Regions from separate parts of the Homo sapiens genome. Here region 2 is linked to region 1. A link is a contact called in ENCODE Hi-C data. All regions are on one chromosome and are shown on one strand. The core of a region is the stretch at or near the end of the contact, and the rest is flanking DNA. Distances in the headings are between cores, read along the strand shown.

The links. A loop is a pair of places that touch in the nucleus more often than their neighbours do. Pooled maps may share reads with other maps.
Region 2: a pooled map shows a loop between it and region 1 (4-fold over the local background). The contact joins the enhancer-like site here to the promoter of CERS6 in region 1. A Hi-C loop is called at or near these places in 8 of 50 pooled maps.

The regions. Positions count from the first base shown.
Region 1 is chr2:168,454,588-168,457,834 of GRCh38, reverse strand. It overlaps CERS6 (ceramide synthase 6), which reads right to left and starts at 1,563. Exons shown (of 10, transcript NM_203463.3): 1 at 1,217-1,563. The coding sequence starts at 1,386. It overlaps LOC102724081 (a long non-coding RNA gene), which reads left to right. Exons shown (of 4, transcript XR_002959433.2): 1 at 1-804. RefSeq lists silencers at 872-931, 1,382-1,511, 1,632-1,721, 1,752-1,971.
Region 2 is chr2:168,191,962-168,195,088 of GRCh38, reverse strand. The region is part of intron 1 of STK39 (serine/threonine kinase 39); the gene reads left to right. Among named protein-coding and RNA genes, the nearest start is that of STK39, 54 kb to the left of the region's middle. Within about 2 kb of position 1,781, at least 9 of the 41 ENCODE cell types and tissues checked have a DNase peak (open chromatin) inside an H3K27ac peak, as active enhancers do.

The DNA.
Region 1 (3,247 bases), core at 314-2,813:
TCCCCATGAAGCTTTGTTGCCTCGTCCAGCAGCAAATGACTCAAAAGACGCGTTCTGCCACCCTCAACAGTCGTTTTCAGGCAAAGAGGAACAGCAAATGAGGTACCAGCAAAAGCTTAAGAAACAAAACCAAGGTGAGTTGAAGGCGGGGAAGAAAGGCGGAGTGGAAGCGAGAAATGCAATCTAAACTCTACTTTGTGATCTAAGAAATTCAGCCTTTACTGATGAATTGGGCAGAGGAAGGGGAGGGTACAAGAAAGGGGAAGATAATATTTTCTGTTACGAAAAAAAAAGTGTGCTGCTGTCCTGGTTTTCTTTCAGTAGCACCCAGAGAATGCATGGCAGGCACAATCTAGTTTCGCGACGAAAACGAATTCCATGAGAATAACACAAGTTTGTATGTGACACAATGGAGATATCCAACCAAACCGAGGAACTATACAATTGCATGACAATTCCTCAAAATTTTAAGTGCCTTCGAGTACCAAAAAAGAAGTTTATGATTATTCACAGGACAGGGTTATCAGTTTAATATCACCATTTTGCAGGATGTGGACCCGTCCTGTCACATCCTCTTTTAAAGAAACCGCTAATAACCTGAAATGCTATTATCCCCTATTTGCCAGGACTGTGGGCCTGATAGTTTCACGGATAAAAACCAAACAGCGACCAGAAGCCAGGAAGTCCCTGGCGAATTCTTTTGAAGCACAACCCCTACAATCCGTGTGCCGGAGCATAAAGATTGAAGTGTGCGCGGTTCCTCCTCCCTCCGGGCCGCGCGTCCGGAACGTTCCTGGCTGTCAGGTGGGTGGCGCGGGCCCCGGCGGGAAGCCCTGCCTGGCAGCCTTGCGTGGCGCGCCGGCGGAGAGGGGCGAGCCCCGCGGAATGCGGCGGGTCCTGAGCCCGACCACCGCTCACCTTTGTTCGCCTGCCCTTGCCGGGAGGAGAGCAGGGCCCAGGAGGAGGGCAGGGGGCGACCCTAACGCTCCGCGGCTCCTCCCCGGCGCCCGGGAGGAAATCCGTGGCAAGCCAGACCCTTTCTGGCTCCCAGAAAGCCAGCGGGGCAGGGGGGTCAGCAACCCCTCCCCGAACACAAAGGTTGGGAGGCGTGAACGCGAGCGTTGGGGGCGCGGGGGCGTGCGCCAGAGAGCGCGCGAGTGTGTGCGCGCGTGTGTGTGCGCAGGGGGAGGGGAGGAGGGGCTTCAGCCCTTCTTACCTCTCGAAGATGAGCCGCACCATGAAGATACAGAAGGCCAGGGGAAAAGCGAGATAGAGGTCCTCAGCCTGCGGGAAGGTGGCCTCCTCCGTGTTCTTCAGGTCCGCCCAGGTGACATTGTGCGGGAGCCAAAACCTCTCGTTCCAGAACCAGGCTAAGATCCCTGCCATCTTGCTTTGTCCACTCCTGTCCTGCGGCACCCGCAGCCCGCCAAGCTCTCCACCGCGCAGGGCGCCCGGGGATGCGCGCCCGGCTGGCCCCGAGCCTGTGCCGCCGCCGCCGCTGCTCCCGCCCGCCGCCGCCGCCTCCTCCGCGGCCGCTGCTCTCGAAGGCTCGCGGCGAGCCCCGGTTCTCTCCTCCCTCTGGCCGCGCTGGGGAAAGGGGCCGCCTTGCCCGTCACATGGCAGCTCGGGCCGCCCGCCCTGATTGGCTCGTCTTCGCGTCAAACAGCGAGGCACACACGCGGCCAACTCGCCCACACCCGCAGGGCAGGGCGCAGTCGCTGCGCCCTGGGCGCAGGGGCACCGCTCCGGGGAGTGTCGCCCGCCCCTGCTCTCACCGCTCTTTCGCTTTGCGCTTAGGGCGACGACCTAAAGTCGACCCCCCAAATCCGCCCTAGCCCCCTGGCTGGCTCGCACATGCTCAGAATGCTGGCTCCTGCCCCGCTGGGGTTTCAGGGCTCTCAGTCCTCTTCCCGTGCGCCCGGAGGCGGTGGGTCAGCAGGTAGGGGCTGCCGCCAAGCTTCAGAACCAGCCCTGCTCCAGGAGGACAGCAAAAAAAAAAAAAGGGGGGGGGAGGGGGAGGGGTAAAGAGCAAAGGAGGAAGTGGGAGGGAAAGGATCCTCCACTCCCGCGCTTGGAGAGGCAGGGTGAAAAATCAGGAACTGAGGCAGGATGGTTTGGCAAGAGCCTTCTGCCTCTGCCCCACGCCTGCCTTTCCCCAATCTTTGACTTTCCGGTCTTTTATACTGCTGCTTCTCATCAAAGTAGCTCCCCCAGGGAACAAGCCCCCCTATATTGATTTATGAGGTGGTACAAAAAATTAGGCACTTAATTGCTATTTGATTATTAATTGCTACTTGATGACGATGATGATGATGATGATGATGATGATAGCAACTGCAGCGTTCTGTAAAACCACCCCTCTCAACTAACCTCTCTGAAAAGGCTGCTAGACCACATTTTGACCTGGCACATCATGAGAACCTCCACTGTGCTACTCGGCAGGCTCATTATTTCTGCCTTTTGAATCTAAAACCTTTAAGGCATTAGGCCTGTGAGGCCTAACCCAGGCACCTTCCCTCCCGCAATGCATTTCCCCATTGATACAGGAGCCATGTGTGAATTCATTCCATGGCCCATGTATACATGGTTCTGGGGCATTTTTGTTCATTTTTCTCACATTCATTTTCTGCCTGGTGCTGCCAGTAGGCTATACTAAACCTTTCCAGTGGGCATATAACCGCACACACACACACACACACACACACAGAGAGAGGGAGTTTCTTTTACTCTTCCCTCCCCTCTTTCCACTCTATCTCTTGAAAGTGAAACTGAAGAATGGCCTATACTGGTGCTTCCAATTTCTCTCCCCTCATTTTCTTTTGAACTTCCATTTGGACATTTGTCTCCTCTGCTGCATTGAAACTGCCCAAGGTCACCTGTGATCTTCATGCTGCTAAACACAAAGGTCAGTTCTTATCTTAGTCCAGGCTGCTTAGACTAGGTGGCTTAAACAGCAGAATTTATTCCTCACGGTTCTGGAGGCAGGGAAGTCCAAGATCAACATGCAGGCAGATCCAGTGTCTGGCAAGGATCCTCTTCCTGGTTTGAAAACAGCTGTTTTCTTGTGTATCCTCACATGGCAGAGAGCACAGAAAGAGGAAACACAGATTAGTGCCCTATCTTCTTATAAGGGCACTAATCCCATTCATGAAGGTTCTACCCTCATTAGCTAATTACCTCCCAAAGACTCTGTCTCTGAATACTATCACATTGGGAACTAGGATTTCAGCATATGAATTTTGGGGGA
Region 2 (3,127 bases), core at 532-3,031, 260 kb after region 1:
ATAAAGTTCATCTGTGAAAATGTCAATTTAACAAGTACTTATCAATCTAATCAGCCTAGCTGTTAAAAAAAATGTAAATGTGTGACTGTAAGTCATATTGAAACTCATGCTATCCTAAGCAGCTCTCCATCTGCTTCTAGTTAGAGATGTGTCATACATCTGGGGACCTGGGCCTCAGGCTGTGAGAAAGTAGTTTCAATTAAAAAAAAATCAATACTTGTAATGGTTTTCTTTCTTATAATATCATACCCAGTAACTTGTATAGGTTGAATTTAGACATAGCGTTATAAAGTTTATTTAATGTGAGTATGACTGGAGGCTCAACATAAGTTGAATAACAGCAGATGCAATCAGCTGGCTGTTCAGCTTTGTTTATATCTTTACCCATAATGTTTGAGGTATCATGTTTTCTGGATTAATAAAATAAATTTCCAGATAAATAAAGTCCAACTTAATTTCAATCCTAGGTGCTGGAAATAATTCTGAAATTTAATTATGCCTTTTGTACTAATTTCTACTAAGGCAGGCATTGTCTTCATCTTTCATTTGTAGTGAATTTCTGAAAAACCCACCCAAAAAATCAAATAATAAACTTACATGTTATGAGATAGAGGGAATGTTGAATCTTCATTTTTGTTTTTATTTTACTTTAATTAATTAATTTATTTTGAGACAGAGTCTCGCTCTGTTGCCCAGGCTGGAGTGCAGTGGCGTGATCTTGGCTCACTGCAACCTCTGCCACCCAAGTTCAAGCTATCCTCCCACCTCTGCCTTCCGAGTAGCTGAGACTACATGCCTGCACCACCATGCCCAGCTAATTTTTATTTTTATTTTTTAAATAGAGAAGGGGTTTCGCTGTATTGGCCAGGCTGGTCTTGAACTCCTGACCTCAAGTGATCTGCCTATGTCGGCCTCCCAAAGTGCTGGGATTACAGGCATGAGTCACCATGCTAGGCCAAATCTTCATTTTTGAATAGCCCGATACACATACATTTCTGAATTATTATTCTTTGGAGTGGATCTGCTCCTTCTGGATGCTTGCAGGCGGGCGAGACCCTTCCCAGGCTGGCACCTCTTGTCCCTGACGCCGAGGCATCTGCTTTTCCATGCTTCAGGCCTCCTTTCCAGTTCCTTCCATGGGGGCCTAAACTCGATTCCCTTATTAGGAGGTGGGTACCTGGCCCCTTCGGGGATAATTTAGGGAAGTTATGCCACCTCTGTGGTAGCAACTGAAAATGTGGCCCATGGACCAGCAGCATCACATCACCTGGGAGCTTGAGAAATGTAGAACTCACCCCTGTCCCATACTAACTAAATAAGCAGCAACGTTTTCACAGCACACCCAGGTGACCCCTTATGTTGTCTCCACATCTTTCAATACAACACAGTCCTAACACCTTAGCCCCCAGCCCCAAGACTAAAGGAGGGAACATTCTCCTGATGTCCTGCCAGGCTCCGACTCATGGTATTGTGGGATCTGCAGGTGGCCTCACTTAGGAGAAACTCTGGGCTGGGGCTGCTGGAGGCAGAGACTGCAGCATGCTGCTGCTTCCACCGGGGCTTAGCAGGTGTTCCGTGCCCTTCATGAGGGTGTGTCTTAATTTTCCTTCTCACTCAATGATGTTCTCAGGGCCCCCTGGGGTTGCCAAGACACTACTTTTCACTGCACTGGACATTTGTGTTCCTGCAGTTCATATCCTCTTCCCTTGTGGCTCTTATTTTCTGCCATCATTTCAGACTATGGCATCATGCCCCTGCTTCTGGGTGAGAGTGTGTGAAGAGGGGGGGGAAGAAAGACTTCTACCATGCAGAGGGTGACCTGACTTCCTGTATTGCGGTTGTAACTTAGGGGAGGGCCTCAGGTTGTCAGAGGAGACAGGAAAAGCAGGAGTTGGGTTATAAGTGCAATCAGATCAGATGGAGAGGTGGCATTAAAGTGAATGGATTTTCTTTTCCTGTGTCTGTGAGTAGGAGAAATGTTTTAGTTACTTGCTGCATCATGGATGTGGTAGCCAGGGCTGTTTAATTACCTGAGAAGTGGGGCTAATTGTATCTTGAACAGTGAGTCACTTTCCTGGCATAATTTTCTCTGTGCCCAATCATTACCATATAAAAGTTGTCAGTGCTGGCCCTCAGGAGTGGGATTTGAAGAGGGGGAGTTAATAGGAAGCTGGCAGGAGCTGGGGCTGAGTGGGAGCAGAGCTGATCATAGGGAGGTGGGGATAAGTAGGCATTTTCTCAAAAGGTTGTAGTGGACCTGGTTCTAGTTTCTATCCAGGTGTCTGGGATAATCATGTGGATACTATTAACCCCAACAGTCAACATTCTTAAACACTTCAGTGCTAGACATGTACATTTATATTATTATGTTTACATGTATAGTCTCATTTAATATTTACAGCCCTCCTGTGAGGTAGATGCTATTGTCATTTGCTTTTTGTAGTTGAGCAATGTGCAGCACAAAGCACACAGGCAGCTTGCCCAAGGTCACATAGCTTGGGGCTGTGTGACCCCAGACCCTCCGTCATAACCATCACTCAATCCAGAGGAAGTAGATTGGGGTGGAATGGGGCGGGGTTTGGAAGTACAGAGCGAACATTTGGAAAGTGTTAGATATTAAAAAGGATCATTTTAGGAATTGTGTTGGAAAACAGAGTGAAATGAGAATTTTTTTTAAAAGCCTGGCTATTGTTAATGGAGCTTGGAAAAGCCCCAGCCTCGTTTTGGAGCTGGTGGAGGTCACACTCCCTTGGCTCCTTATTAAGTGATTTCCTCTAAGCTCCAGATAGACCTTCCTAGAATCTGCTTGTGGTGTTGGGTTGGTAGTCAGCAGACCTCCTTCCATGTTCCTTCTTTGCCTGCTGTTTCCCTGTTAAGCTGTGCTAATGGGGGCACCAGGGGAATTTTGGAAGGCTGTGGGAGGGAGAAGGGACACGCTTCATCCTGTTACTGTTCTTGTCAGCTTAGCTTCGGAAAGGGTCTTTCCCTCTGCCAGCAGTAATTGGTTTCCATTTCCAGTTTCCTTCTACCTCTTGGAACCAGCCTTCTGCCACCCCCTGAGATGCCATCCCAGTCCCATGTAGACCTTCAGAAAGGGCTCCTCTTCAGAGGTCAGGGTCCCAGCCCT